4 separate regions of the Mus musculus genome follow, and regions 2, 3 and 4 are each linked to region 1. A link is a loop called in an ENCODE intact Hi-C map of the cell type or tissue named here. Cell type or tissue: gastrocnemius. All regions are shown on one strand. Region 1 holds the start of Fbp2 (fructose bisphosphatase 2). Region 2 holds the start of Mir713 (microRNA 713). Region 3 holds the start of Zfp935 (zinc finger protein 935). Region 4 holds the start of 6720489N17Rik (RIKEN cDNA 6720489N17 gene).

Region 1 (8,000 bases):
CAAGCCTGAAAGAACTCTTGCTCCAGTCACCCTGGGATTGCCATTAGTTTGTTATGTGACCTATGCCCCAGATAAAGAATCTGCCAATATGCCATCTGAGAGTCTCAACCGTGCAGAATGACACACAGTGGCGGCTAGCTGCAGAAAGCCCTCTTGCTTCCCATAGGAGGAATTTGTGAGTCATTTTATTAGCTAGTCTTCTTTCACCTGTGGCTGATCCTGGCTTCTTAGGATCAAACAAAACAAAACTGGGTGTAGAGATTGAGGCCAGCCCTTCCCTGTAGCGCAGTACTATTTACAGCCTGCTTCTTGCACTGTGGCAGCTGCCACCGTCAGGGAGGGAGGCCAGGGAAGTTTCCTTGAGGGCTTGTCCGGCTATCTGAGTCACGTGGGGTGGGGTTCATTTCCCTCGGACTTTGGCACAGTCAAGTGCAGGTGTGTCTTCAACGAGTAGGCTGTGAGGCTGCTGCCTTGAGAGAGCAAGGATTTCTACAAGGAGCAAAGGGAGGCTTTGGGATCTCATTTGCACAATGACGGACAGAAGCCCCTTTGAGACAGACATGCTGACCCTGACCCGTTACGTTATGGAAAAGGGGCGACAGGCCAAAGGGACCGGAGAACTCACCCAGCTGCTCAACTCGATGCTGACTGCCATCAAAGCCATCTCTTCCGCAGTGCGCAAGGCCGGCCTGGCCAACCTGTAAGTCCTGGAGAGCATGCGCAGGCAACCCAAGCCAGGGTGTGGAAGCCACAGACCGGTGCTTGTGCTAGAAACGGGGTCCAAAGCTAATTTGCTCTTTGTGCCGTAAGGACACTGCATTTAAATTCTTTAAGCCTGCTTTGATAAAGCAGCCTTTGGCATGTTTTGCAAGGAAAGGGAAAAACTGCTTAGCAACAAACTGCAGAGAAAAGTGTGACTACCGGTTACTTGGGATTATAATGGTAACACTATAGCTTGTTGCCTCAAAACCTATATTGAATTCTCATTACTTATATTTGCAAAGTCTTAATGGGACTTTAAAATGTGTTTTGATGCCTTTTTTTTTTTTTTTTTTTTTTACCCCGTACAGGTGTGTTCAGTTGTCATGACCTCTGTCAGTATTGTGGGGTAGAAATCACCAGAACACAGGTTAAGGGGGCTTGACTGTCATGAAAAGAACCTGGCTCAGTTTTCTCCATCTTCACGTGGTGTTCAGGAATCTGGACAGGCTGGGCTGGGGCAGGCACAGCAGAGCACCTTTGCTTGGTTCTCTTTTGCAAAACAGGGCCACGTTCATGCTGGAGTTGCTCTTGGCCACAGCCAGGAGTACGGTTTTAAGGCATGATGAAAAGAAATCACTTCCTTTGGACTTCCATTTTGATTCCAGTGAAGGGCCCCTCTGAAGTCGAAGGAAGGGACATACATGTGTGTGTGTGTGGGGGGGGGGGACCCTCGAAGAAGAGCCAACAAAGTCCACCTATTTAAAATGTTTATTCTCGATCGTGTGGTGCCTTTATTCCCAAACTGTGACAGCATTAATTTCATAATTGCAATCATAAAACCACCACAGAGCTTACTATGTACGTGTTTAGGAACAGATAACAGGACCCAAATTAAAGATGATTGATTGGCTCTTTCCCCGGCCCGTGCTGTCCCTTAACTGTGTGATTACTTCATTCGGCAAGAACGGCCAAGCGCTCTCTGCCTTTAAGAACATGCTTCCAGAATGGGCGTTGCCTGCATGTGTGAAGATCATCCCCGAGTAACATTAGATAGCGTCTTTGCTACTCCTGTGTTCCCGCTCTGCTATAATTAGGGCGGTTTCCTGTGGCCACTCAGGACTTTTGCCCACACTTTTAACCCCTCCTCCGTGCAGGCCTCTCGGCTCCACAGCAACTCTCTTGGCAGCGTTCCTTGTGTATCTGCCACAGTCTGCTTCTCAGTGGTTCAGCATCCGACCAAGGGCCATGAAGGTCTAGATAGTTAAGTGCTTTATTTAACTTGGTTTTTCTTACCTTGTAGCTGTGGAATATGGTTTATTCTCGCTAAGACCTCCATGTTTGTAAATCTGGGAGCTACTAATAGTTTTAACACAAAGGGCTGTTACAAGGGTTAGTAAGTCATTAGGGCTATGGTTCTGACAGTGATAAATACTCAAGACATGCCCCACTATTAGCTACCATGGTTCTGAGACCATTCGAGGAAAAACTTACAGACTGGCCTATGTGGTGATTGACCACTTGGTGGCAGGCTCAGCCCTGGAAGTGGTGTCAGACAGAGTCCTAGGTCCCTGGACTGCTCTTCATAGTGGGGAAACCCTAACCTCCTCACACAGAGAGCAGCCACGGGGGTGGGGAGGAGACAGGGGCTGCAGGTACCCTGGCCTTGTCCAGTGCAGCTGTGTCCAGCCTTTAGGCATCGTGACAGGACCTCGTGGTTTACAGATGTGTTGGGCAGCATTCACGCACATGGCCAGTAGGTGGCAGGCTGTACACATTTGCTCAGCTCTTCATGCCCCAGCAACAGCTGCTTACATAGGAGACTGTGATCCTGAGGCAGAGCAAACCAATTTAATTGTTCTATTTGTTTGCTTACACGCTGCCGTTTTGAACCAAGGGGTAACAGCCTTTGAGGTCATGACGTTTGACGTGAGGTTGTTTCCCAAGGCTCATCATACCATACATCAAATTCTGGATGGGAGTAAAGTGGGAGGGGACGCCGTCAGTTAGAGAAAGGGGAGGGGTGCTTTTATGGACGTCAGCGTCCATACGCGGCTCTCAACTAGAGACACCTGTTCGCATCACCTGAGGATTTCTTCAACAAATAAATGGAATTAAAGGGAAGGGAAGAGGGCAAATGGCTTTTTTTTTTTTTTTTTTTTTTTTTTTTTTGCCACCCCTTCTCCATAGTTCAGCAGGACCTGGCTCTGAGTGTGGGTTAGTTAGCTTCCCCATTGCTGTGATAAACACCAGGACTAAAAGCAACTTGGAGGAGGAAAGCAGTCCATCACTGGGGCGCGCGGGAGGGGGGAGGCGTGGGGGGTGGGGGGACGGTCAGAGCAGGGACTCAAGGCAGGGACCCAGAGGCAGGAACTGAAGCAGAAGGCACGGAGAACGCTGTTTACTGGCTTACCCAGCACCACCCACCCAGGGGTGACACCATCCACAGTTGGGTGGGCCTCTCACATCAGTCAGTAACAAAGAAAACGGATGTTTCCACAGGCCAATCTCCTGAAGCCATTCCTCGATTGAGGTTCCCTCTTCCTAGGTGACTCGAATTTGCTTCAGATTGACAGAATTAAAGCAGCCCAGAGTGAGACGAGCCCGAGGTTATCGGGGACACCCTGAAGGCTTGAGGTGTGAGGAGGAGATTGTGTATTATGGCTCTAAAACACAAGCCTCTGTAGAGATGTTTGAAGTTGAAGCTTGATGTTCCAGTGTCGAAAAGCTATGACCATCCACTCTTTGGTACCCTTAGTTATCCTTAGGGGCTCTCCCGTTCCCTCTAGCTGCCAGTGCCACGCAGGAGTCTGCATTTTAGTGAGACTGGATCTGGTCAACTTCCTTGGAAGACCAAGGAGACGTGACAATGCCCCCAAGGTGCAAAGGAAGTAACCTTGAGTATCACTGCTTTGGGTCATAGCACGCTCCCTATGTATTTATAATTTGGAGATGGAAGAGGCACGGGGGAGAAGGGTACCTGTACTGTTGGTTTGGGCTCCTCACATTCTTTGCTGGGATTAAGACCCCTTCGGTGACTTAATCTACCCTTGTCTTCTTAGGTATGGGATTTCGGGGAGCGTGAATGTGACAGGAGATGAGGTGAAGAAACTGGACGTGCTGTCCAACTCCCTGGTCATCAACATGCTTCAGTCCTCCTACAGCACCTGTGTGCTCGTCTCCGAAGAGAATAAAGAGGCGGTGATCACAGCCCAGGAGAGGAGGGTGAGTCTAGCGCCGGCTGCAGTACCTCCCGTCAGCAGTAGATGGCGCTACTGGGCTGAGAGAACGGATTGTTTTGCTTAAACTTTTTCTGGGATTGTCCTGTATTTTAGGACTTTTGTTTTCTGGAAACAAAGCATTTCTCAGTTCTTCAGCGGGAAATTGTACGTGGTCTCCTGTTCAGTGCGTCAGTAAACAGGCCTTGGCGTCATTTTGATGAACTTGGACTTTGTAGAGTCCAGGGATAAGGAGGGTTTATTTGGGGAAGTCTTCTCTTTGACAAGAGCTGTACAGAGCAGTCTCTGATTCAGCCCCACCCCCACCCCCAAGATTTCTTATCTATGGCCTTCACTACCCCTGTCTGGAAGAGGGCTGCAATCTCTTGCAGGGAGTGGCTCTTCCCAAATAGATTAGCCTAGCAAATAGACGAATTCGGGGAACACTTTATGATAATCCTGTGCCCTCGGCAGAGTTTGCTAGCGCACGGAAAGGGGTTACATTCAGCAGAGTCACAGAGACTTATTAAAGACTGAAGTTTGCTGGTGGTCAAAAATTCGGTCAACCTTCAGTCACAATACTGTTCTGCGTTTGAACATCAGTTCCACCACCCGAGCCTTGCAGCAAGTGGTTGTGAGTGTATTTTTCAGCATACACCAGACATATAACCGATACCTGTTGAGCTATGTCCATAAGCAATGTCTTTTGGCATTGCAGAAATGGAAGGCTCATGGGTCTAAATGTCTTTGCTGGGACAAACGTCAGTCGCGTGCAGCTCTAATATAGCACAGTTGGGCCAATAGGTAGCTGTGCTGACGGGGTGCTTTTCTGTCTGTGATGTAGGGGAAATATGTGGTTTGCTTTGACCCTCTGGATGGATCTTCAAACATTGACTGCCTGGCCTCCATCGGAACTATATTTGCTATTTACAGAAAGGTGAGTAGATAGACTAGCATCTTTCCACTTAGTTCCTAGTCTGGAAGTCTATCTTTTCTTTTACTCACTAGACAAAGCACCGGAGGCAACTCCAGAAACCCCTCTCTCTTCTCCCTACCTTGCAATCTCCACTGGGAATCTTCATCTACCTTCTTCCCAACATTCCCCTGGGAGAGAAAAATGGCAGGGCTCCCATGGGGACCTTGTTCTGATTGTCTGGATGGAACTGAATAGCCTTCATCCAAAATGCTAAGGGGCAGAACTATCAGGATTTCAGATTTTGAAATTTTTGCAAATAACATAATGAGTTGTTTTGGGAATGAACACAAAACTCAATTGTGTTTCTCATAGACCTTGTACCCATCACCTGCATGTAACTTCATACAGTATATGTTCTAAGTACTCTAACCTGCAACCCAGGGTCAGGTACAGAATCTGCCATGCATGAGCTCATACTGGTACTTAAAAAGCTTCAGGTATTAGAGGATTTTATTTATTTACTTATTTTAAGCAGTGTCTTGCTAGGTAGTTCTAGCTGGCCTTGAATTTACAATATTCTCGCCTTACGCCCCTGGATGCTGGAGTTACAGGCATGTGCCACCATGAGTAAGAGTAGGGATACTCCACTCTCACTAGGCTCTAAGCACACACATCCTCTGCTTCCGAGTGAGACTCAATGCTTACTGTTGGTTTTCTGTTGCCGCTGTGTACTTTAAGCCTCTTAGAGGCTTAAAACACCCATTGATTATCTGTTCACTAAATCAGAGAAGGCTTGGAATACCTAATCACCCATTGATTATCTGTATTCTAAATCGGAGGAGGACTGCCAGCTTTATCTACTTAGGGTCCATAAACCAGCCAATCTGATCTCTTCAGTACCTAGAAGCTGGGAGTGGGAAGAATTTGCTTCCAGGTGAGCTTAGGTTAATGTGAGCTTCGGTTGACGGTGGAGTTCAGTTCCATTTTGTAGTACACTAGAAGTATTTTCCCTCTTTGTTAGAGGAGTCCTTTTCAGCTTCTGGAAGCTGCCTGTATTTGGCCTGTGACTTCTTCAGTTTCAAAGTTCACAAAGGCCCCATGGCCTTCTCTCAGAGTCACTAAGACAGCCCCTCCTTGACATTGCTTCAGTCTCCTTGACTTGCCCTTGAGAGCCAAGTAAGTTCAAGCTTTCATTTGTTTAGACAGGACTAATATTTTCAGGACCACTTGGAAGAAAAGGGTCACCTCATCTTACAGCCCAGCCCTGGGGGAAGTCAAGGTGAGAACTCAAGGCAGGACCCTGGAGATAGAAAGTGAAGTACAGACCACAGGGTAATACTGCTTATTGGCTCACCCACCTGGCTTGCTCTGCTGCATAGCCCAAACTCGCCTGCCCAGGGATAGTGTCACACCCAGTGGGCTGGGTCCTCCTCCATCAATTAACAGTCAAGAAAACATCCGGTAAGACATGCCCACATGCCAATTTGATGGAGGCACTTCTTCAACGGAAGTTCTTTCTTCCCAGATGCGTTGAGTTGACAACCACCACGTCTGGGCTAAGCCTTTGCCTCAGTCCCAGGAAGTGGGTAAAGACCCACTGAGGAGGAGACCCTTTGACTGAGGAGCAGTAGAAGGACAGAGAAGGAGAATTAACTCAGTGTAGCTCACTGTGTCAGCAATGGCTGGATGACAACTTAAATGGGTTCCCCAACTCCATCACTGCAGCCTTTAACATCTGAAGACCAACTGCGTTGGAAACAAAGGGGTATTATTATTCATGGCATATAGCCATCATGCTTGAATTTAGAGAGACTCAAGACACAAGGGTTTTGCCTTAAGTTTTAAAATAAAGCACAGGCTCTAATGGCCAGTCCAAATAACCATGGGCCTCCTTAGATTATAGTTCTAAAGAAAAGGTAGACTCCAAACACACCAATGAGGGTGTGCTAGGCATCAGAGAAGACATGTCTGATTATACCATCAGGTATCTGGAACACCAAATCATAAAGTCAGAATGTTGAGCTGTGGTTGGGCGTACCTACAGTCAGTAGACAAAGTGTATTAGTTACAAACTTGAAGACCTGACTGTAACCCCATGGACCCACATAAAAAATGTCAGGTATGGTAGAATGCACTTGAAATCCTAGTGCTGGTGCAGTGGGGACAGGATGATGCTTAGGGCTTACTGGCCAGTCAGTACGGCCTACCTGGTGAGTTCCAAGCCAATGAGGGGTGTTGTCTCAAAAGGAGGTCAACAGGGTTCATAAGGATAAACCTAAGGTGTCTTCTGGCCTTTACCTTGTAGGGCTGCTGAGTAGAGATCACTGTAGTGAGTTAGGGACATGGCTTGTGGGAATTACAAGGGAGGGGATGACTTGAGCATCTTATAGTGCTCTTGACAGGATTCAAGAACAGATACTCCCATGGAGACACAAGAGCAGCCTTGGTTCTGGCTCTCAGTCTGAGCTGTTCATGAGCCAGTAACTCACATCCTCTGGATGCGCTCTCTGCAGCTCAGAATTGTTCCCGAGTCACCCGAGTTTGTCCACTGTGCAGCACCCCATAACCACTGAAATAAATAATTTTTTCTTTTTTTATTCTCTAATCCTTTTTTATAGTCTAGTCTTCATCCCCCTGCCAGTCTGCCCCCACCCGATCTCTCCCCATCCTATACCTCCTACCCACCCCACCCTGTCTCCAAGAGGATGACCCCACCCCTCCACCCCTATCCCACCAGACCTCCCCACTCCCTGGGCCTCGAGTGTCTCAAGGGTTAGGTGCATCTTCTCTCACTGAGGTCAGACTAGGCAGTCCCCTGCTGTATATGTGTCAGGGGCCTCAAATCAGCTGGTGTATGCTGCCTGGTTGGTGGCTCAGTGTCTGAGAGATCTCAGGGATCCAGGTTAGTTGGGGCTGCTGGTCTTCCTGTGGGGCCGCCCTTCTCAGCTTCTTCCAGCTTTTCCCCAGTTGAACCACAGAGGTCCCCGGCTTCTGTCCATTGGTTGGGTGCTACTATCCGCATCTGACTTACAGCTGCTTGTTGGGACTCTTGCTGGGCTCCTGTCTACAAGCGCGCCACAGAGCATCAGTAACAGTGTCAGGCCAGGCCTTGGGGCCTCCTCTTGAGCTGGATCCCAATTTGGGCCTGTCACTGGACCTCCTTTCTC
Region 2 (8,000 bases), 90 kb after region 1:
ACTCAACAGCTAACATTGCTCATGGGGTGAGGTAAAACCCCATCTTCTTAACAGCATTCCCACTGCCAGGGATGCTCTCCTTTTTTTGAAAATTGGTGTAGATGTGTGAGAACTTTTCAATGATGTTTAAATTTTTAAAGAGTTTCTAATTGATTTCAGTTTTTTGTTTGTTTGTTTGTTTGTTTGTTTGTTTTTTCGAGACAGGGTTTCTCTGTGTAGTCCTGGCTGTCCTGGAACTCACTCTGTAGACCAGGCTGGTCTGAAACTCAGAAATCCACCTGCCTCTGCCTCCTGAGTGCTGGGATTAAAGGCGTGCGCCACCACCACCCCCTGTGATTTCAATTCTTGAATTTGATTTCCTGAAAATGCATCTCTGTTATTGTCCCTTAATCGTTTTCATTCTCCAGTACTTCCCAGTCATTAAAATTTTCTTTTAATTTTTTAAGAGTGCTGTTGATTATTTATTTCTGTTTAGAGCATTATCTCCTGTACCATACTCTGGCTCATACTCTGTAATTTAGAATCAATGTGATCTTCCAATCCTGTCTCTGCTGCCACAAGCTTGGATGTCAGTCCTGCACCTCTCCCAGCCTGGGCCTTGACTGCATTGAAAGGAAAGATAGGCCAGTGAATGGTTGCCATCCAACTTCTGTTTTCTGTTGGGACTGTCCAATGAAGCTGCACCTGTGCAAGAATTGAATTTAGTGACCAACTTTGAAATATGTTTTGTCACAGCCCAGAAAGCTTCAGGACAAAAGAAGTTGATAAGATCTCTGCTTTGACAGTACTTAAGATTCGCATTGAGGTAATCAATTTTAGATGATTGATAACTGTCCTGCTGACCCATTTTTCTATCAAACCCCAGGCAATCAAGATTCTGGATAAGCTGAACTTGCTAAAATGTCAAATTACTGTAGCTATACTTGTTCTACCAAGAATAATATCTAGGTAATGATTGTCTTGCCACCAAGTTAGACAATTTTTTTTTTTTTTTTTTTTTTTTTTTTTACAGTTTTAAGATGATCCTCCTGAGGGCTGGCGATATGGCTCAGTGGGTAAGAGCACTGACTGCTCTTCTTAAGGTCCTGAGTTCAAATCCCAGCAACCACATGGTGGCTCACAACCACCCGAAATGAGATCTAATCTAATGAGATCTTCTGGTGCGTCTGGAGTCAGCTACAGTTTACTTAGATATAATAATAAATAAATCTTTAAAAAACATGATCTTCCTGAGAGACTAGGCCTGAGTAACACGTGGTGTGCTCTAATACACTTCCCTCCTCTCTGGAGCACGTAATCATCAAGCCTTTTCCACTTTAAAACTATATTTTCCGTTATACTTACAGCATTCCCACCATCTCTCTTCTGTCTCTGAATTCCTTTACAGACAATTCATTGTTTTTCATGAGGGCCGTTTCTCCTTGAACAACAGTTACTGTTTGAATGTGACCTATGTTTGTCTGCAGGACTTCCCAGCTATGAAGCAAATTGATGGCAGAACTAACTGTAGGTGTGTAAGAGGATGTACACATGATGTACCCTGTTCCTTGATTGAATAAATCAAGTAGACATGCTCTGGAAGACTGCAAGTTCTTCTTCATAACTACAGATTTCCCAGTCTAGGACCCTGTCTGCACCCATTGTGGAATGGCAGAGCTCAATAGGCCTGGCCTCTCTGAGTCATTTGATCTCTTCCCATCCTTAGCAGTGCTGCTACTTTCCTGAGGTCCAGCAGGTGACCTAGATAGTGATGGAAGCTGGAAAGAGCTAACACTCAGTAGCTACAGTAGGAGGAACCTTGTGGGTTCATTCTAAGATTCTCCTCTGAAGCAGCCCTGCAAGCAATACTGTGCTGAGTGTGGCAGCCAGTGTTTAGGATGGTAACTTCCATGGTCAGTAAGAGCAGGTTGGCTGAGCTATCAGAATCTGATCTGCTGGGACTGGAAAGGGTTGTTAGAGAGACAGTAGTCCTGCTCTTACATGTAGTGACCTGGGCAGAGGAAAATTATACCACTAAGAATGGTTTAACACAGAAAACAAAGGGAGTGAAAACAAAACATGGTCCAGAATTGAACTGTGAATCTATCTGTGGTCGGGGATTCTGTGTTTGTAGATAGAATAAACTCTTCTCACTGTAGATTAGGATTTTTGACAAATAATTCAAATTGGTTAAAAGCTTGTTTTTCGTTTTTGGTATAGTTGATTTATTTCCCCTGAAATCATAGACTAGAATATACATTTGATACTTTATTTCACATGTTGTCATTGCTGAATGAAAGCATAACTCAAGCAACTGTGTTTTGTTCCTGTGTAGTATAGAGGTATATTTTTATGCCATTCATTTTAGAATCTATAGGAAAGACATGCAGAAAAGGTCTCATTTATGGAAATACCCCAGAAAATACCAGCTGACGCCTCATATGTAACAATTTGGACCATATGTTTTTGTGGAACTAAACATAGTTCTAGATCATAGTGAGCTGCCATGTAAATGCCATGCCTGCTTCTACAGTCAGTGCTCGTAACAACTGAAAGATCTCTCCTTCCTCACTAACCCAATTTCAATAAAGTAAAATATAATACCATACACAAGGTATTTGTGACAATAAGAGAATTTTTGAAAAGAGCTACAAGCAAGTCGTGGAATCGGCCTAAAAGTGAAGCCATGTGTGCTTCAGAGACAGAGGTGGAAGACTAGGGATGCCTAAGTATATTGTAGTCAGGCAATTTCATCATTATCTGAAGAAGCTGAACAATGAACTTCATGATTTCATATTTTCCTGCTGGATTAGGTCTTTCTTTGGTCTGTTCCATCGTTGATATGCTTTGACTCTTTGTGGAATAATATTGTTTATTCTTAGCATTGTATGTTGGAATCATAACAGTCTCATTGAAGATCATGGAAGACTGTGGTAGAGTAAGAGGCAGGATTCACTCTATGAGAGTTGACGCAAGATAATGTGTTTAAATGGGAATGTTGCCCTTTACTCCTATGTTGAATACTTCTTTTCCAGTACCTGGAAGTCTTTCAGAGGAGTAGGCAAAAATTATAGGATAATCATTGTGGGGAATTTGGGTGACAGCTACCTCTATATCTAAGGTAGGAGAGGTTTGCCACCACAAATAGCAAAAAGCTCACTCGGTAAATAAAATAATCCACCTGTAGCTTTGGATTCGAGGTAGGTACTTTATCTACTTCACAGAGAAGAGGGCTTATCTTGTTTTCATCCTAATCTGTCATTTGTGCTCCCCAAATTCTATTGCTTATTAAAGAGGGGAACTCTTAAGTAGGAGAATTAGCCCCAGGCAATGAGTTCCCTATTTGGCTAATCAATGCAAGTCAGTCAGTCCTTGAATCATACACATAACCAATAAAAATGCAGTCAGCAAGTTTTATTTATGTATTTGAGTCTTCATAGTCACACATGTATGTAACAAGGAAGAAATTGGCAGGGAAGATTTAGGATGGAGAGGGGAGAAGTAAGGGGATAAATTGTTGAAGGATATTTGAATATGGTTAATAGAAAACCTAATTTGTATTGAAATATCCAAACTTAGGAAGATACTGCCTTTTCAAATGCAGCTAAGTGTGTCTTGGAAAGGTGTATTTTGGGTGTGCCTCTGAAAGCCAAAGCCTCAATACAAGAGAATGCTAAGGAATGGAAAGAGCCTGCCCAGTTTAAGGCAAGTTACTTGGGAGGGGTCTTGAGGTCTTTGCTGAATGACTTGGGGCAAAGTCACCTTGGATGGCATTGAGATGCTCTTCTGTAAAGGTGAGAAGTTTTAGCTCCCTACAGACTTGACCCCGGTCCTCCCACCATTACCTCCCCCTGGAGCTGACCTGCTGCAGCCTGCCAAGGATGTAGTAAGGGAGATAGAGCCTGGTTTTGTAGCAATAAGACATTTGAGCTTTCTCCTGGTGGGCACTCTCTTTGTACTCTATCTCTATCTCTTGGCTTAGAATAGCATTGTGGAAGCAGAGTACTAAGAAATAGCAGGACACAGATGAGGCAGGATTTGAAGAAAGAGAGCAAAGGAGCCCTCCTGGGTTAAGGTGAGCTCAAGAGAAAGGTAGACTATCTGTGTAAACCGGCATAGACAAAGATTTCTGAGCATCTAGCAGTTTAGTTGTACATTCAAGCTTGCAAATAGGTATTTTGCATACAGTTAAGGAAATGAAGTTAGCTCACTAGGCAAGCATGTTTTTACCAAATCTCCCACCTCATTTGACATTATTGGGAATATATATTAGAAAAATGTAAAAAGGTAAAAGTTACGTGAAGTGTTGTATTATGTTCTAATTTAAATGCATAAAATTTATTTTACAAGGAAAATATAATAAACACAGATATAGTCATGAGCATTGGATGTTGTTCCAGGTAATGCAGATTTCATTCCAAAAAACCTCAAGGCTGTAATTCAATTGCTGTAACTGCAATCCAGAGGGATATGATGCCCTCTTCTGACCACTGTAGGTAATGCACACAGACAGGACCCAGCAAAAGACTCACATATATAAAATAAAAATAACGTATAAAATGTGGAATCTTCTACAGAGATGACACAGCCTTGAGACACACAGCATTCAGGATGCACTTCTTTCTGGTCCTACAGAGATGCACCTGTGCCTTTCCTCTGAACCAAGTTGCTGAGTAAAAAAGCAGCCTTATTCTGAGGTTAGACTAGCTCAGCACACCTGCTCACGTAAGAACGGTAACCACAGTGCTGTTAGGTGATGTTTCCTTGATATTTTCTGTATTTGTGTTCTCTGTCCATTGTATATGGAGAGTTGTGGCATTGATACATCTTTTAAATTTACTTTTAGATCATACATTATGGACTAAAAGATAGATTTACTCTGTAAATCTCCATCTGCCTCAGTGACTATTGTTCAAACTATAGCTGTGGCCCAAACCTAAGAGAGACTTAGGTACAACAGCATATTGGGAACTAAAAATTCTGTTCTAGGCTGGCTCTTCTTTGGGCATCAGTCAAAGATGAATGCGTGATCTTTTCCTATGAAAGGATGCTAATTCTACCTGTTACACCTCCAGCCTTTCAGAAAATTATTTCTGAGACAAGGTTTCTTCTGGTGAGTCATGTAGCTCTCATTCCACTCTGTTATGTCTCAGGGCAGTAACATTGCAATCCTGTTGTTTAACCCAACTAAATTCATTTTTGTTTTGTTTTGTTTTTTCGAGACAGGGTTTCTCTGTGTAGCTCTGGCTGTCCTGGAACTCACTCTGTAGACCAGGCTGGCCTAGAACTCAGAAATCTGCCTGCCTCTGCCTCCTGAATGCTGGGATTAAAGGTGAACGCCACCACGCCCAGTTCCAACTAAATTCTTAAGTTAACATCTGTACCACCACTGTGTTTTAAAATTATGCATTTGAGTCATGTAATCAACTGTTTACTCAGTCAAGAGGAAAAGCATTTGCATGAGGGGCATAGCGTCTGCATTCTGACCAGAATAGGAAGAAGTTTATTGTGTACACTAATGGGGGAAACAGGGTGGGTAATCAGCTGCTAGAGTTGCCATAATGAAAAGTGCCCGATGCTGGCATGGAGGTAATTTCATAATTTTGCAGCATGTCTTAATTCATGTTGGGTAAATGAAAGCAGACTAGATCGGTGGGTGTATGATTTGTGATGTCAGTTAAGCCGGTGAATACTCAAATTGCAGTTAGGTTACTACTGTCCTATGAGATATGTGCAATCCTCATTGACATAATTAAGTCAGCTCAGAAATTTAAAACACAGGACTTCATTGGCTGTAGTTGAGTGTGTCAAGTTACAGGTCTCAGCAGGCAACAATCCACATAGAGGCAAGGTCAAACAGTATTTGAAAGATGGTATTCCTTCTACCAGGAAAAGGACTATTCTTTTACAAAGTCAGAATGGCTATGTGTTTTTTCAATAATATTTATGTTTGTAAAAAGTCAATTATTGGTTTGCTTTAAATGCAGCACTGCTCTGATCTCTTACTTGTATCCATTCTGTGATGTTTCTCAGGCGTAAGAATTTCTTTCCATTTCTTTTACAAGTGCTGCTTAGGACAAGGTCTCCCGAAGCCCAGGCTGGCTCATGCCATGTAATTCAGAATTGCCTTGAACATCTAATCCTTTCTCTAAAGCCACATGATGGGAAGACAGTCCTGCATCTCTTCTAGGCTAGGCTTTGAAGGTGAACATTTTTCTGGTATGGCTGTACTTGACATTAGCATTGAGTAGTAAGGTCACCAATTTTCCATCTTGATAATCACCTTGATTGGCCATTACTCTGGTCTGCAGACCAGGCAATTAATAATCTGGATAAAGGGGCTGGGGAGAAGGCTCAGCGGGTAAGAACACTGACTGCTCTTCCCAAGGTCCTGAGTTCAAATCCCAGCAACCACATGGTGGCTCACAAATATCCATAATGAGATCTGGAGTGTCTGAAGTCAGCTACAGTGTAATTATGTATAATAATAATAAATAAATCCTTTGGGCCAGAGCAAGCAGGGACTAAGTGAGTGGGACTGACCAGAGTGAAGCAGAGGTCTGAAAAATTCAATTCTCCACAGCCACATGAATGCTCACAACCATCTGTACAGCTACAGTGTACTCATATACATAAAAAATAAATATATAAATCTAATAAGAAATAATCTGGATAAAAACTGAACTTCCTGTCAACTGTTGTTGCCACCAATGTAATTATTTCAAATAACTGTACTTACAGGAGTTCAGTTACCTAAAACCAAACAGATGGGCACTTTGAGGGGTTTTTATTATTTTCACCAATAAACATGAGAAAACCCTTCTTTAATCTGCAAGTTTAGATTGAGATGAAAAAAATTAATCAAGGCCAGAAGTTCTGCTGTGAGCCTAAATATATAAAGGATATTGAAGATGGTAGTTCTTTCTCTTTCTCTTCTTCCCACATACTGGCTTGCAAGGTCTTTTTATTTTTCTGACATTAAGGCTCCATCTGTGGAATTCTATTACGTGGTGAACACCAGCTGAGACCTATAGACACAACTGTTTTCTTCAACTCTCCATTGATACAGTCATTGATTTACTAGTGGGGCCACATTCTGTGAGCCATTCTTATCTATCCACTTCCTGCATACTTAGAGAGATCCATGCTCTGAATTCTGTTCATCTGGAAAACCTTTACTAATACAGACATGTTTTTTCACCTTCCCAAGTAGGAAGATGTGCTGGCGAACAATAATGCTCCTTAGTGAGTGGCATCCATCCCCTCCTTTTTTCCCAGGGCTGTCTGGAGTCTCATATGTAGCAATTGCATATCAGCTGCGGTTTTCCTGATGTCAGTGTAAAATGAGAGAAGCAAACATCACATTTTGTGTCCTAAAATCTCTCTTTAATTGTAAATATCCTTGGAACCTATAGTTCACTCTTTGTCAAGTTGAATAATGTACTCTGCAAGGTGTGGCTCTTAATTCCTTGTTGGAGGAGGGGGCAGAGCGAGGAGTAGGAGAACCGGGGGCGGCCTTGGAGGAGCAAGAAGAAGAAATTCCTGCTGAGTTCTGGATGACAGAAAGATAGACTATTGGAGGACAGGACTGAAAGAAAGTCTTGCAGATCTGAAAAGGGTCAGCTCCTGGATAAGAAACCCGATCTTGGAAGCCCTATGCTGTGTGCCTTCAGTGCACTCTAACCCTAAGGGAGGTGCTCATGTCAATCAAGTCTCACTAACCAATCAGGGCCTCCGGATAGGCCCGCCAATAGAAGTAGAGGCGTGTTCTTTAGTGTGCCTTGTTCCCCTGCTCTGCGTTCCGCTCCGTTGCGAGCAGGCTGAAAAATTGGTGTGATGTGTTTTGATGTCTGCTGACAGGGGCCTTAGGGAATTGCCAGCGATCTACAACGTGGCGACATGGTGAGCGTGTGACCACTGCCCTTAACCGGAAGGAGCAGGGAGTTAAGCAGCTGGAGTCCGGGTGATGGGATACAGGGGACCAGCCCTGACTGTTCTTGGTTCCTCTTCAGGCAGCGGAG
Region 3 (8,000 bases), 390 kb after region 1:
TGTGCTCTGCCTTCCCCGTGACGTCAACTCGGCCGATGGGCTGCAGCCAATCAAGGAGTGACACGTCCGAGGCGAAGGAGAATTCTCCTTAAAAAGGGACGGGGTTTCGTTTTCTCTCTCTCTTGCTTCTTGCTCTCTTGCTTCTCTCTCTTGCTTCTTGCTCTCTTGCTTCCTGCACCCTGGCTCCTGAAGATGTAAGAAATAAAGCTTTGCCGCAGAAGATTCTGGTCTGTGGTGTTCTTCCTGGCCGGTCGTGAGAACGCGTCTAATAACACCAACCCCTCTAGCAAACAGAGTAGAGCCAAGAATGTAGGTTAGCCAGTTCAGTGACTCTGTTCCAGGAACTTGACTAACCACAGGACAGATAATTACACAAGCTGCTTCAGTGACCTTTTTCCAGGAACTGGCTGACCACAAAAGTTACATTAAAACTTGAGAACAATCTTGAGAAGCAGGGAGTTTCCCCTTGTGATTTTTTCCACTGGTATTTCGGTATTTTCCAATAAAGCCCTCCCTACCCCTTTGGATTCTGGGTTTTTTTCCTGTAAATATCTCCTCTCCAACCCCTGCATGGGATTCCAGGAGTCAGCCCCAGCGCGCTGGTTCCTGTCAATAAACCTCATGTGATTGCAGCAAGGACAGTCTCTCCTGAGTTCTTGGGGGGGATTGTCTGAGGGTTTCCCCTCTTTAGGGGTCTTTCAAAACCATACGTTTGATTCTTTACATCACATGTTGTCATTCCTGACTGAAAGAGTAACTCAAACATGTTTTGTTCCCTTGTATAGAAGTATATATTTATACCATTAACTTTTGAGACCATATGACAGGATGCACAGAAAAGCTCTCATTTATGGAAATACCCAAGAAAATGCCAGGTGACAGCTCATAGGTAACTATTTAGACCTTAGGATTTTGGGGAACTATAGTTATAGATCAAGGTGAGCTGCCATGGAAATGCTAGGAATGAAGGCTGGTTCTCCAGTTGGTGCTCTTAACAACTGAAAGATCTCTCCAGCCCTACTAACCCACATTCAATAAAGTAAAATATAATACCATACACAAGGTATTTCGGACAAGAGGAGCAGCTTTGAAAAGTGCTGCAAGCACATAGTGGAGTTGGCCTACAAGTGAGACTATGTGTGCTTCAGAGACAGAGGTGGAAGACCAGAGATGCCTAAGTATATTGTAGTCAGGCAATTTCATTATCTGAAGAAGCTGAAAAATAAGCTTCATGGTTTTATATTTTTCTGCTGGATGTTGTGTTGCTTTGGTCTGTTCCTTCTTTGATATGCTTTGATTCTTTGTGGAATAATATTGTTTATTCTTAGCATTGTATGTTGGAAACATAACGCTGTCATTGATGGTCATGGAAGAGTGTGGTTGTGTAAGAGACAGAATTCATTCTCTAGGCATTGAAGCAAGATGTGGCATTTAAATGGGAATGTTGCCCTTTGCTCCTATGTTGCATACTTATTTTCCAGTACCTGGAAGTCTTTCAGAGGAGTAGGAGGAAAGTATAGGATAATCATTGTGGGGAATTTGGGTGACAGCTACCTCAATATCTAAGGTGGGAGATATTTGCCACCATAAAAAACAAAAAGCTCACTTTCAGCTTTTGGATTCAAGGTAGGTACTTTATCTACTTCACAGAGAAGAGGGCCTATCTTATTTTCATCCTAATCTGTCACTTGTGCTCCCCAAGTCCTATTGCTTATTAAAGAGGGGAACTCTTAAGTAGGAGAGTTAGCCCCAGGCAATGAGTTCCCTATTTGGCTAATCAATGCAAGTCAGTCAGTCCTTGAATCATACACATAACCAATAAAAATGCAGTCAGCAAGTTTTATTTATGTATTTGAGTCTTCATAGTCACACATGTATGTAACAAGGAAGAAACTGGCAGGGAAGAATTTAGGATGGAGAGGGGAGAAGTAAGGGGATAAATTGTTAAAGGATATTTGCATATGGTTCTTAGAAAGAGTGATTTGTATTGAAATATCCTAGCTTAGGAAGACTTTGCCTTTTCAGATGCAGCTAGGCCTGTTTTGGAAAGGTGTATTTTGGGTGTGCCTCTGAAAGCCAAAGCCTCAATACAAGAGAATGCTAAGGAATGGAAAGTGCCTGCCCATTTTGAGGCAAGTTACTTGGGAGGGGTCTTGAGGTCTTTGCTGGGTGACTTGGGGCAAAGTCAGCTTGGATGGCATTGAGATGCTCTTCTGTAAAGGTGAGAAGTTTCAGCTCCCTACAGACTTGACCCGGGTCCTCCCACCACTACCTCCCCCTGGAGCTGACCTGCTGCAGCCTGCCAAGGATGTAGTAAGGGAGATAGAGCCTGGTTTTGTAGCAATAAGACATTTGAGCTTTCTCTTGGTGGGCACTCTCTTTGGACTCTGTCTCTATGTCTTGACTTAGAATAGCATTGTGGAAGCAGAGTGGTAAGAAATAGCAGGACAAAGATGAGGAAGGATTTGAAGAAAGAGAGCAAAGGAGCCCTCCTGGGTTTCAGTGAGCTCAAGAGAAAGGTAGACTATGTAAATGGGCATAGACAAAGAGATTTCTGAGCGTCTAGCAGTTTAATTGTACATTCAAGCTTGTAAATAGATATATTGCATACAGTTAAGGAAATGAAGTTAGCTCACTAGGCTATCATGGTTTTACCAAATCTCCCACCTCATTTGACATTTTTGGGAATATATATTAGAAAAATATAAAAAGGTGGGCTGGTGAGATGGCTCAGTAGGTAAGAGCACCCGACTGCTCTTCTGAAGGTCAGGAGTTCAAATCCCAGCAACCACATGGTGGCTCACAACCATCCGTAACAAGATCTGACTCCCTCTTCTGGAGTGTCTGAAGACAGCTACAGTGTACTTACATATAATAAATAAATAAATCTTTAAAAAAAAAAAAAAGAAAAATGTAAAAAGGTAAAGGTTACATGAAGTGTTGTATTATGTTCTAATTTAAATGCATAAAATTAATTTTACAAGAAAAATATAATAAATACAGATATAGTTATGAGCATTGGATGTTGTTCCAGGTGATGCAGGTTGCATTCTAAAAAACAACATGGCTGTAATTCAATTGCTGTAACTGCAATTCAGAGGGATATAGTGCCCTCTTCTGACCACTGTAGGTAATGCACATAGACATGTTCCAGCAATAGGCTCACATAAGTAAAATAAAAATAATGTATATAACATGGAATCTTCTACAGAGATGTCACAGCCTTGAGACACACAGCATTCAGGATGCACTTCTTTCTGGTCCTACAGAGAAGCACCTGTGCCTTTCCTCTGAACCAAGTTGCTGATTAAGAAAAGCAGCCTTATTCTGAGGTTAGACTAGCTCAGCAAACCTGCTCACGTAAGAACGGTAACCACAGTGCTGTTAGGTGATGTTTCCTTGGTATTTTCTGTTTGTATTCTCTGTCCATTGTATATGGAGAGTTGTGGCATTGATACATCTTTTAAATGTACTTTTAGATCATACATTGTTGACTAGAAGGTCGTTTTCCTCTGTAAATCTCCATCTGCCTAAGTGACTATTGTTCAAACTATAGCTGTGGCCCTAACCTAAGAGAGACTTAGGTACAACAGCATATTGGGAACTAAAAATTCTGTTCTAGGCTGGCTCTTCTTGGGCATCAGTCAAAGATGAGTGAGTGATCTTTTCCTATGAAAGGATGCTATTTCTACCTGTTACACCTCCAGTCTTTTAGAAAATTATTTCTGAGACAAGGTTTCCTATGGTGAGTCATGTAGCTCTCATTCCACTCTGTTATCTCTCAGGGCAGTATCATTGCTATCCTATTGTTTAAACCAACTAAATTCTTTTTTTTTAAAGATTTGTTTATTTATTATACACTGTAGTTGTCTTCTGACACACCTGAAGAGGACGTCAGATCTCATTACCGATGGTTGTGAGCCACCATGTGGTTGCTGGGATTTGAACTCAGGACCTTTGGAAGACCAGTCAGTTCTCTTAACCACTGAGCCATCTAACCAGCCCCCCACAACTAAATTCTTAAGTTAACATTTGTACCACCACTGTGTTTTAAAATTATGCATTTGAGTCATGTAATAAACTGTTTGTTGAGTCAATAGGAAATGGATTTGCATGAGGGGCATAGCTTCTGCATTCTGACCACAATAGGAAGAAGTTTATTGTGTACACTAATGGGGGAATCAGGGTGGGTAATCAGCTGCTAGAGTTGCAATAATGAAAGTGCCTGATGCTGGCATGGAGGTAATTTTATAATTTTCAGTGTGTCTTAATTCATGTTGGGTAAATGAAGGCAGACTAGATCTATGGGTGTATGATTTATGATGTCAGTTAAGCCAGTGAATACTCAAATTGCAGTTAGGTTACTACTGTCCTATGAGATATGTGCAATCCTCATTGACATAATTAAGTCAGCTCAGAAATTTAAAACACAGGCCTTCATTGGCTGTAGTTGTGTGTGTCAAGTTACAGTTCTCAGCAGGCAACAATCCACATAGAAGCATGGTCAAACAGTATTTGAAAGATGCTATTCCTTCTACCAGGAAATGGACTATTCTTTTACAAAGTCAGAATGGCTATGTGTTTTTTCAATAATATTTCTGTTTGTAATAAGTCAATTATTGGTTCGCTTTAAATGCAGCACTGCTCTGATCTCTTACTTGTATCCATTCTGTGATGTTTCCCAGGCATAAGAATTTCTTTCCATTTCTTTTACAAGTGCTGCTTAGGACAAGGTCTCCTGTGCCCAGGCTGGGTCATGCCATGTAACTGATAATTGCCTTGTACATCTAATCCTGTCTCTAAAGCCACATGATGGGAAGACAGTCCTGCATCTCTTCTAGGCTAGGCTTTGAAGGTGAAAGTTTTCCTGGTATGTCTGTACTTGACATTAGCAATGAGTAGTGAGGTCACCAATTTTCCATCTTAATAGTCACCTTGACTGGTCATTACTCTGGTCTGCAGCCCAGGCAATTAATAATCTGGAAAAGGGGGCTGAGGAGAAGGCTCAGCAGGTAAGAACACTGACTGCTCTTCCCAAGGTCCTGAGTTCAAATCCCAGCAACCACATGGTGATTCACAACTATCCATAATGAGATCTGGAGTGTCTGAAGTCAGCTACAGTGTAATTATGTATAATAATAATAAGAAATAAATCTTTGGGCGAGAGCAAGCAGGGACTAAGTGAGTGGGACTGACCAGAGTGAAGCAGAGGTCTGAAAAATTCAATTCTCCACAGCCACATGAAGGCTCACAACCATCTGTACAGCTACAGTGTACTCATATACATAAAAAATAAATATATAAATCTAAAAAGAAAGAATCTGGATAAAAACTGAACTTCCTGTTAACTGATGTTGCCACCAATGTAATTATTTCAAATGACTGTAGTTACAGGAGTTCAGTTACTTAAAACCAAAGAGATGGGCACTGTGAATGTTTTTATTATTTTCACCATTTAAGATGGGAAAACCCTTATTTACTCTGGAGGTTTTGGTTAAGTAGAAAAAAAATTAATCTAGGCCAGAACTTCTGCTGTGAGCCTACATATATAAAGGATATTGAAGATGGTAGTTCTTTCTCTTTCTCTTCTTCCCACATACTGGCCAGCAAGGTCTCTTTATTTTTCTAGCATTAAGGCTCCATCTTTGGAATGCTGAAAAATACTAAAGACCAGCTGAGACATAAAGGCACTACTGTTTTCTTCAAATCTCCGTTGGTACAGTCATTGATTTACCAGTGGGGCCACATTCTGTGAGCCATTCTTATCTATCCACTTTCTGCATACTTAAAGATATCCATGCTCTGAGTTCTGTTCATCTGGAAAACCTTTACTAATACAGATATGTTTTTTCACCTTCCCACGTAGGAAGATGTGCTGGCTAACAATAGTGCTCCATAGTGATTGGCAACCATCCCCTGCTTTTCTCCCAGGGTTGTCTGGAGTCTCATCTGTAGCAATTGCATATTAGCTGCGATTTTCCTGATGTCAGTGTAAAATGAGAGAAGCAAACATCACATTTTATGTCCTAAAAATCTCTCTTTAATTGTAATTATCCTTGGAACCTATAGTTCATTCTGCTCCAAGTTGAATAATGTACTGTGCAAGGTGTGGCTCTTGATTCCTTGGTGGAGGAGGGGGGCGGAGCGAGGAGAAGCAGAACCGGCGGCGGCCTTGGAGGAGCAGGAAGAAGAAATTCCTGCTGAGTTCTGGATGACAGAAAGATAGACTATTGTTGGACAGGACTGAAAGAAAGTCTTGCAGATCTCAAAAGGGTCAGCATCTGGATAAGAAACCCGAGCTGGGAAGCCCTAAGCTGTGTGCCTTCAGCGCACTGTAACCCTAAGGGAGGTGCTCATGTCAATCAAGTCTCACTAGCCAATCAGGGCCTCCGGATAGGCAGGGCAATAGAAGTAGAGGCGTGTTCTTCCGTGTGCCTTGTTCCGGTGCTCTGTGTTCCTTTCCGTTTCGAGCAGGCTGAAAGCTTGGTCTGATTTGTTTTAATCTCTGCTGCCAGGGGCCTTAGGGAATTGCCAGCGATCTACGACGTGGCGACATGGTGAGCGTGTGACCACTGCCCTTAACCGGAAGGAGCAGGGGTCTAAGAAGCTGGAGTCGGGGTGACGGGATGCAGGGGACCAGCCCTGGCCATTCTTGGTTCCTCTTCAGGCAGTGGAGGGGGAAGAGTGTCTGAGGTGACAAGACTTGGTTTTCAGGGATGTTTAGGGTTGCTGTTTAGTATTAAGACGTTTGCCTATCTTAAGTCTCAGTCGCGTTGCAGCAGAAGCTGACCTGCCCGAGTTCCTCTGAGGCAAGGCTGGACGCTGCGATCTCTGGTATTTAGAGCCTCCTCTTAAAAAGACAGGGGATTAAGTGAGTAGCTTTTGTTCTATCTCCACAGAAACTGGGCTGCTCTAACTTCCAGCTGCTAGTTGAAGTCACAGGAAGAAAAGTGGGACACTTTTAAACATGTCTTTAATCTTTATTTCCAAGTTCTTCTAAAAAGTTTCCTATGAAAGTTCTCTAAGGAAAGGGAGTGGGTGATTAAGTAAAGGAGTCATTGCTAGAGCCTTTCCCTCTTGTCCAGATGCCTCTTGCTTGATAAGCTTGGGGGAAGTTTGGAGCAATAAACTTCTCTTAAACCAGGAGAAGAGAGCCACCCTCACAGTAGAAAAGACTTTTACACAAGCAAATATGGATAAACTCACATAAATTCATAATACAAATTATTATACTTTTGAGCGGTTAGTTTGTTCCAATGTATGTTGAATTTTCAACTAGAGGGGACTCCTTTGCAGATATGTCTAATCCACTTGCACAGTTACTTCAGCTCAGAGTGTTGAGAAGCTGTGTGTTAGGTTACGTCTCTCCGCAGCTCACATTGCACGTAGGGGTGAGATCTAACTGTATCTTCTCTTTTTAGTGCTTTTTGTTTTTTGTTTTGTTTTGTTTTTGGATTTTTTTTGAGACAGGGTTCCTCTGTATACCTCTTGCTGGCCTGGAACTCACTCTGTAGACCAGATTGGCCTCGAACTCAGAAACCCGCCTGCCTCTTCCTCCCAAATGCTGGGATTAAAGGCGTGCGCCACCACTGCCTGGCCTAACTTTATCTTCTTATGTCATTATCTCTGCTAGGGAATAGCCTGCAATTTTTCAAAATCACTCTCCTTTACCAATAACCAGACCAACACCAAATGGCTTCTCATCTCTCTCTTTTATAGAAGATTCTGATGCTAGGAGTATTTGCTCAAAAGCGCATACATCCTGCTATCTATTATACTTTTAATATTTATTATACATTATATTGTGATTAGTGAATCAAAGTCAGCTGTCTGTCTGTATCAGACCCTATCTCAAACACAGGAAATAATCAAAATTGTATTTGTGATAGGCTTGCAGACTCCAGTTTTTCTTTCTTTTACAAATTAATATTAAGGTTAAAATTAGATTCCAAGTTAAAAGTCACCTTTTTTTTTTTTTGTGACTTGTTCTTCATTTGTAA
Region 4 (8,000 bases), 230 kb after region 1:
ACCTCTCCCAGCCTGGGCTTTGACTGCATTGAAAGGAAAGATAGGCCAGTGAATGATTGTCATCCAACTTCTGTTTTCTGTTGGGACTGTCCAATGAAGCTGCACCTGTGCAAGAATTGAATTTTGTGACCAACTTTGAGATATGTTTAGTCATAGCCCAGAAAGGGTCAGGACAAAAGGAGGTGATAATATCTCTGCTTTGACAGTACTTAAGATTTGCATTGAAGTAATCAATTTTAGATGATTGATAACTGTCCTGCTGACCCATTTTTCTATCCAACCCCAGACAATCAAGTATCTGGATAAAAAGCTGAACTTGCTAAAATGTCAGATTACTGTAGTTACACTAGTTCTTCCAAGAATAATATCTAGGTAATGATTGTGTTCCTACCGAATGAGACATTTTTCCAAGTTTTAAGATGATCCTCCTGAGAGACTAGGCCTGAGTAACACTTGGTGTGCTCTAATACACTTCCCTCCTTCTGGAGAACATAATCATCAAGCCTTTTCCACTTTAAAGCTGTATTTTCCATTATACTTACAGCATTCCCACCATCTCTCTTCTGTCTCCGAATTCCTTCATAGACAATCTATTGTTTTTCATGAGGGATATTTCTCTGTGAACAACAGTTACTGTTTGAATGTGACCTATGTTTGTCTGCAGGACTTCCCAGCTATGAAGCAAATTGATGGCAGAACTAACTGTAGGTGTGTAAGAGAATGTACACATGATGTACCCTGTTCCTTGATTGAATAAATCAAGTAGACATGCTCTGGAAGACTGCAAGTTCTTCTTCATATCTAAAATTTCCCAGTCTAGGACCCTGTCTGCACCCATTGTGGAATGGCAGAGCTCAATAGGCCTGGCCTCTCTGAGTCATTTGATCTCTTCCCATCCTTAGCAGTGCTGCTACTTTCCTGAGGTCCAGCAGGGTGACCTAGATAGTGATGGACGCTGGAAAGAGCTAACACTCAGTAGCTACAGTAGGAGAAACCTTGTGGGTTCATTCTAAGATTCTCCTCTGAAGCAGCCCTACAAGCAATACTGTGCTGAGTGTGGCAGCCAGTGTTTAGGATGGTAACTTCCATGGTCAGGAAGAGCAGGTTGGCTGAGCTATCAGAATCTGATCTGCTGGGACTGGGAAGGGTTGTTAGAGAGACAGTAGTCCTGCTCATTCATGTAGTGACCTGGGCAGAGGAAAATTATACCAGTAAGTATGGTTTAACACAGAAAACAAAGGGAGTGAAAATAAAACATGGTCCAAAATTGAACTGTGAATCTATCTGTGGTCGGGGATTCTGTGTTTGTAGATAGAATAAACTCTTCTCACTGTAGATTAGGATTTTTGACAAATAACAACACAAATTGTTTAAAAGCTTGTTTTTTTGTTTTTGGTATAGTTTATTTATTTCCCCTGAAATCGTAGACTAGAATATACATTTGATACTTTATTTCACATGTCATTGCTGAATGAAAGAGTAACTCAAGCAACTTTGTTTTGTTCCTCTGTAGTATAGAAGTATATTTTCATGCCATTCATTTTAGAATCTATATGAAAGACATGCAGAAAAGGTCTCATTTATGGAAATACTACAGAAAATAACAGTTGACAGCTCATATGTAACAATTTGGACCTTATGTTTTTGTGGAACTAAACAGTTGTAGATCATAGTGAGCTGCCATGTAAATACTAGGAATGAAGCCTGCTTCTACAGTTGGTGCTCGTAACAACTGAAAGATCTCTCCTTCCTCACTAACCCAATTTCAATAAAGTAAAATATAATACCATACACAAGGTATTTGTGACAATAAGAGAATCTTTGAAAAGAGCTACAAGCAAGTCGTGGAATCGGCCTAAAAGTGAAGCCATGTGTGCTTCAGAGACAGAGGTGGAAGACTAGGGATGCCTAAGTTTATTGTAGTCAGGCAATTTCATCACTATCTGAAGAAGCTGAACAATGAACTTCATGATTTCATATTTTCCTGCTGGATTAGGTCTTGCTTTGGTCTGTTCCATCGTTGATATGCTTTGACTCTTTGTGGAATATTGTTTATTCTTAGCTTTGTATGTTGGAATCATAACAGTCTCATTGACAGTCATGAAAGAGTGTGGTAGGGTAAGAGCCAGGATTCACTCTATAAGAGTTGAAGCAAGATAATGAGTTTAGATGGGAATGTCGCCCTTTACTCCTATATTGCATACTTATTTTCCAGTACCTGGAAGTCTTTCAGAGGAGTAGGCGAAAGGTATAGGATAATCATTGTCGGGAATTTGGGTGACAGCTACCTCTATATCTAAGGTAGGAGAGGTTTGCCACCACAAATAGCAAAAAGCTCACTCAGTAAATAATTTTATTATTTAAATAAAAATAATCCACTTGTAGCTTTTGGACTCACAGTAGGTACTTTATCTACTTCACAGAGAACAGGGCCTATCTTATTTTCATCCTAATCTGTCATTTGTGCTCCCCAAGTCCTATTGCTTATTAAAGAGTGGACCTCTTAAGTAGGGGAATTAGCCCCAGGCAATGAGTTCCCTATTTGGCTAATCAATGCAAGTCAGTCAGTCCTTGAATCATATACACATATCCAATAGAAATGCAGTCAGCAAATTTTATTTATGTATTTGAGTCATCATAGTCACACATGTATATAACAAGGAAGAAACTTTCAGGGAAGAATTTAGGATGGAGAGGGGAGAAGTAAGGGGATAAATTGATTAAGGATATTTGCATATGGTTCTTAGAAAGCATAATTGGTATTCAAATATCCAAGCTTAGTAAAGACTTTGCCCTTTCAGATGCACCTAGGTGTGTCTTGGAACGGTGTATTTTGGGTGTGCCTCTGAAAGCCAAAGCCTCAAAACAAGAGAATGCTAAAAAATGGAAAGTGCCTGCCCAGTTTAAGGCAAGTTACTTGGGAGGGGTCTTGAGGTCTTTGCTGAGTGACTTGGGGCAAAGTCAGCTTGGATGGCATTGAGATGCTCTTCTGTAAAGGTGAGAAGTTTCAGCTCCCTACAGACTTGACCTGGGTCCTCCCACCACTACCTCCCCCTAGAGCTGACCTGCTGCAGCCTGCCATGGATGTAGTAAGGGAGATACAGCCTGGTTTTGTAGCAATAAGACATTTGAGCTTTCTCCTGGTGGGCACTCTCTTTGGACTCTGTCTCTATCTCTTGACTTAGAATAGCATTGTGGAAGCCGAGTGGTAAGAAATAGCAGGACACAGATAAGGCAGGATTTGAAGAAAGAGCAAAGGAGTCCTCCTGGGTTTCGGTGAGCTCAAGAGAAATGTAGACTATCTGTGTAAACCGGCATAGACAAAGAGATTTCTGAGCATCTAGCAGTTTAGTTGTACATTCAAGCTTGTAAATAGGTATTTTGCATACAGTTAAGGAAATGAAGTTAGTTCACTAGGCTAGCATGTTTTTACCAAATCTCCCACCTCATTTGACATTATTGGGAATATATATTAGAAAAATGTAAAAAGGTAAAGGTTACATGAAGTGTTGTATTATGTTCTAATTTAAATGCATAAACATTTATTTTACAAGGAAAATATAATAAACACAGATATAGTCATGATCATTGGATGTTGTTCCAGGTAATGCAGGTTGCATTCCAAAAAAACCTCAAGGCTGTAATTCAATTGCTGTAACTGAAATTCAGAGGGATATACTGCCCTCTTCTGACCACTGTAGGTAGTGCACACAGACAGGACCCAGCAAAACACATACATAAAATAAAAATAACGTATAAAATATGGAATCTTCTACAGAGATGTCACAGCCTTGAGACACACAGCATTCAGGATGCACTTCTTTCTGGTCCTACAGAGAAGCACCTGTGCCTTTCCTCTGAACCAAGTTGCTGAGTAAAAAAGCAGCCTTATTCTGAGGTTAGACTAGCTCAGCAAACCTGCTCATGTAAGAACGGTAACCACAGTGCTGTTAGATGATGTTTCCTTGATATTTTCTGTATTTGTATTCTCTGTCCATTGTATATTGGAGAGTTGTGGCATTGATACATCTTTTAAACTTACTTTTTAGATCATACATTATGGACTAGAAGATGGATTTACTCTGTAAATCTCCATCTGCCTAAGTGACTATTGTTCAAACTATAGCTGTGGCCCAAACCTAAGAGAGACTTAGGTATAACAGCATATTGGGAACTAAAAATTCTGTTCTAGGCTGGCTCTTCTTTGGGCATCAGTCAAAGATGAATGAGTGATCTTTTCCTATGAAAGGATGCTAATTCTAACTGTTATACCTCCAGCCTTTCAGAAAATTATTTCTGAGACAAGGTTTCCTATGGTGAGTCATGTAGCTCTCATTCCACTCTATTATGTCTCAGGGCAGTAACATTGCAATCCTATTGTTTAAATCAACTAAATTCTTAAGTTAACATCTGTACCACCACTGTGTTTTAAAATTATGCATTTGAGTCATGTAATCAACTGTTTACTGAGTCCATAGGAAAAGCATTTGCATGAGGGGCATAGCTTCTGCATCCTGACCAGAATAGGAAGAACTTTATTGTGTACACTAATGGGGGAAACAGGGTGGGTAATCAGCTGCTGGAGTTGCCATAATGAAAGTGCCTGATGCTGGCATGGAGGTAATTTTATAATTTTGTAGCATGTCTTAATTCATGTTGGGTAAATGAAAGCAGACTAGATCGGTAGGTGTATGATTTGTGATGTCAGTTAAGCCAGTGAATATTCAAATTGCAGTTAGGTTACTATTGTCCTATGAGATATGTGCAATCCTCATTGACATAATTAAGTCAGCTCAGAAATTTAAAACACAGGCCTTCATTGGCTGTAGTTGTGTGTGTGTCAAGTTACAGGTCTCAGCAGGCAACAATCCACATAGAAGCAAGGTCAAACAGTATTTGAAAGATGTTATTCCTTCTACCAGGAAATGGACTATTCTTTTACAAAGTCAGAATGGCTATGTGTTCTTTCAATAATATTTATGTTTTTAAAAAGTCAATTATTGGTTCCCTTTAAATGCAGCACTGCTTTGAAATCTTACTTGTATCCATTCTGTGATGTTTCCCAGGCATAAGAATTTTTTTCAATTTCTTTTACAAGTGCTGCTTAGGACAAGGTCTCCTGAAGCCCAGGCTGGGTCATGCTATGTAATTGATAATTGCCTTGAACATCTAATCCTGTCTCTAAAGCCACATGATGGGAAGATAGTCCTGCATCTCTTCTAGGCTAGGCTTTGAAGGTGAACGTTTTCCTGGTATGGCTGTACTTGACATTAGCAATGAGTATTGAGGTCACCAATTTTCCATCTTGATAATCACCTTGATTGGCCATTACTGTGGTCTGCAGACCAGGCAATTAATAATCTGGATAAAGGGGCTGGGGAGAAAGCTCAGTGGGTAAGAACACTGACTGCTCTTCCCAAGGTCCTGAGTTCAAATCCCAGCAACCACATGGTGGCTCACAACTTTTAATAATGAGATCTGGAGTGTCTGAAGTCAGCTGCAGTGTAATTATGTATAATAATAATAAATAAATCTTTGGGCCAGAGCAAGCAGGGACTAAGTTAGTGTGGCTGACCATAGTGAAGCAGAGGTCTGAAAAATTCAATTCTCCACAGCCACATGAAGGCTCACAACCATCTGTACAGCTACATTGTACTCATATACATAAAACAATAAATATATAAATCTAAAAAGATAGAATCTGGATAAAAACTGAACTTCCTGTCAACTGTTGTTGCCACCAATGCAATTATTTCAAATGACTGTAGTTACAGGAGTTCAGTTACCTAAAACCAAACAGATGGGCACTGTGAGGGGTTTTTATTATTTTCACCATTTAACATGGGAAAACCCTTCTTTACTCTGGAGGTTTTGGTTAACAAGAAATTCTGCTGTGAGCCTACATATATAAAGGATATTGAAGATGGTAGTTCTTTCTCTTTTCTTCCCACATACTGGCTTGCAAGGTCTTTTTATTTTTCTGACATTAAGGCTCCATCTTTGGAATTCTGTTACGTGCTGAACACCAGCTGAGACATACAGGAACTACTGTTTTCTTCAACTCTTCATTGGTACAGTCATTGATTTACTAGTGGGGCCACATTCTGTGAGCCATTCTTATCTATCCAATTTCTGCATACTTTGAGAGATCCATGCTCCGAGTTTTGTTCATCTGGAAAACCTTTACTAATACAGATATGTTTTTTCACCTTCCCACGTAGGAAACCGTGCTGGCTAACAACAGTGCTCCATAGTGATTGGCATCCATCCCCTGCTTTTCCCCCAGGGTTGTCTGGAGTCTCATATGTAGCAATTGCATATTAGCTGCGGTTTTCCTGATGTCAGTGTAAAATGAGAGGAGCAAACATCATATTTTATGTCCTAAAAATCTCTCTTTAATTGTAATTATCCTTGCAACCTATAGTTTATTCGGCTCCAAGTTGAATACTGTACTATGCAAGGTGTGGCTTTTGATTCCTTGGTGGAGGATGGGACAGAGTGAGGAGGAGGAAAACCGGCGGCGGCCTTGGAGGAGCAGGAAGAAGAAATTCCTGCTGAGTTCTGGATGACAGAAAGATAGACTATTGGAGGACGGGACTGAAAGAAAGTCTTGCAGATCTGAAAAGGGTCAGCTCCTGGATAAGAAACCCGAGCTGGGAAGCCCTATGCTGTGTGCCTTCAGCGCACTCTAACCGTAAGGGAGGTGCTCATGTCAATCAAGACTCACGAACCAATCAGGGCCTCCGAATAGGCCCGCCAATAGGAGTAGAGGCGTGTTCTTTAGTGTGCCTTGTTCCCCTACTCTGCATTCTCTCCGTTGCGAGCAGGCTGAAAGATTGATCTGTTGTGTTTTGATGTCTGCTGACAGGGGCCTTAGGGAATTGCCAGCGATCTACAACGTGGCGACATGGTGAGCGTGTGACCACTGCCCTTAACCGGAAGGAGCAGGAGGCTAAGTAGCTGGAGTGGGGGTGATGGGATACAGGGGACCAGCCCTGACCATTCTTGGTTCCTCTTCAGGCAGTGGAGGGGGAAGAGTGTCTGAGGTGACAAGACTTGGTTTTCAGGGATGTTTAGGGTTGCTGTTTAGTATTAAGACATTTGCCTATCTTAAGTCTCAGTCGCTTGGCAGCTGAAGCTGACCTGCCCGAGTTCCTCTGAGGCAAGGCTCTCTGGTATTTAGAGCCTCCTCTTAAAAGGCAGGGGATTAAGTGAGTAGCTTTTGTTCTATCTCCACAGAAACTGGGCTGCTCTAACTTCCAGCATGCTAGTTGAAGTCACAGGAAGAAATGTGGGACACTTTTAAACATGTCTTTAATCTTTATTTCCAAGTTCTTCTAAAAAGTTTCCTATGAAAGTTCTCTAAGGAAAGGGAGTGGGTGATTAAGTAAAGGAGTCATTGCTAGAGCCTTTCCCTCTTGTCCAGATGCCTCTTGCTTGCTAAGCTTGGGGGAAGTTTGGAGCAATAAACTTCTCTTAAACCAGGAGAAGAGAGCCACCCTCACAGTAGGAAAGACTTTTACACAAGCAAATATGGATAAACTCACATAAATTCATAATACAAATTCATACCCTTTTGGTCCAATGTATGTTGAATTTCCAACTAGAGGGGACTCCTTTGCAGATATGTCCAATCCACTTGCACATAGGGGTGAGATCAAACTGTATCTTCTCTTTTTGGTGTTTCTTATTTTTTATCTTTTTGGATTTTTTTGAGACAGGGTTCCTCTGTATAGCCCTGGCTATCCTGGAACTCACTTTGCAGACCAGGCTGGCCTCGAACTCAGAAACCCGCCTGCCTCTTCCTCCCAAGTGCGGGATTAAAGGCATGCGCCACCACTTCCTGGCTTAACTTTATCTTCTTATGTCTTTATCTCTGCCAGGGAATGGCCTGCAATTTTTCAAAATCACTCTCCTTTACCAATAACCAGACCAACACCAAATGGCTTCTCAGCTCTCTCTTCTATAGAAGATTCTGATGCTAGGAATATTTGCTCAAA

Evidence for each region. Peaks named below come from ENCODE experiments on the same cell type or tissue, not always from the same donor. Only the 100,000 strongest peaks of a DNase experiment are listed, where the experiment ranks them.
Region 2: a loop joins it to region 1, with 9 times the contacts of the local background. A loop is called at or near these places in 26 of 42 quality-filtered maps.
Region 3: it touches region 1 in a loop (8-fold over the local background); 22 of 42 quality-filtered maps call a loop at or near these places.
Region 4: it touches region 1 in a loop (12-fold over the local background); 35 of 42 quality-filtered maps call a loop at or near these places.

The regions. Positions count from the first base shown.
Region 1 is chr13:62,850,828-62,858,827 of GRCm38, reverse strand. Fbp2 (fructose bisphosphatase 2) reads left to right here and starts at 428. Exons shown (of 7, transcript NM_007994.4): 1 at 428-700; 2 at 3,762-3,924; 3 at 4,762-4,854. The coding sequence starts at 531. In gastrocnemius, CTCF peaks have their summits at 2,191 (motif pointing right), 2,417 (motif pointing right) and 3,948 (motif pointing right); DNase peaks (open chromatin) are centred at 2,395 and 3,954; H3K4me3 peaks cover 3,044 bases; H3K27ac peaks cover 2,950 bases.
Region 2 is chr13:62,760,463-62,768,462 of GRCm38, reverse strand. It overlaps Mir713 (microRNA 713), which reads right to left and starts at 7,724; the gene lies at 7,617-7,724. It also overlaps Platr25. In gastrocnemius, a CTCF peak has its summit at 4,476 (motif pointing left); DNase peaks (open chromatin) are centred at 4,461 and 7,734; H3K4me3 peaks cover 662 bases; H3K27ac peaks cover 281 bases.
Region 3 is chr13:62,465,264-62,473,263 of GRCm38, reverse strand. It overlaps Zfp935 (zinc finger protein 935), which reads left to right and starts at 6,452. Exons shown (of 4, transcript NM_178875.4): 1 at 6,452-6,557. The coding sequence starts at 6,555. In gastrocnemius, a CTCF peak has its summit at 3,113 (motif pointing left); DNase peaks (open chromatin) are centred at 5,921 and 6,378; H3K4me3 peaks cover 1,933 bases; H3K27ac peaks cover 1,181 bases.
Region 4 is chr13:62,622,948-62,630,947 of GRCm38, reverse strand. 6720489N17Rik (RIKEN cDNA 6720489N17 gene) reads left to right here and starts at 6,766. Exons shown (of 3, transcript NM_173381.1): 1 at 6,766-6,910. The coding sequence starts at 6,908. In gastrocnemius, a CTCF peak has its summit at 3,686 (motif pointing left); DNase peaks (open chromatin) are centred at 966, 3,690 and 6,746; H3K4me3 peaks cover 1,029 bases; H3K27ac peaks cover 511 bases.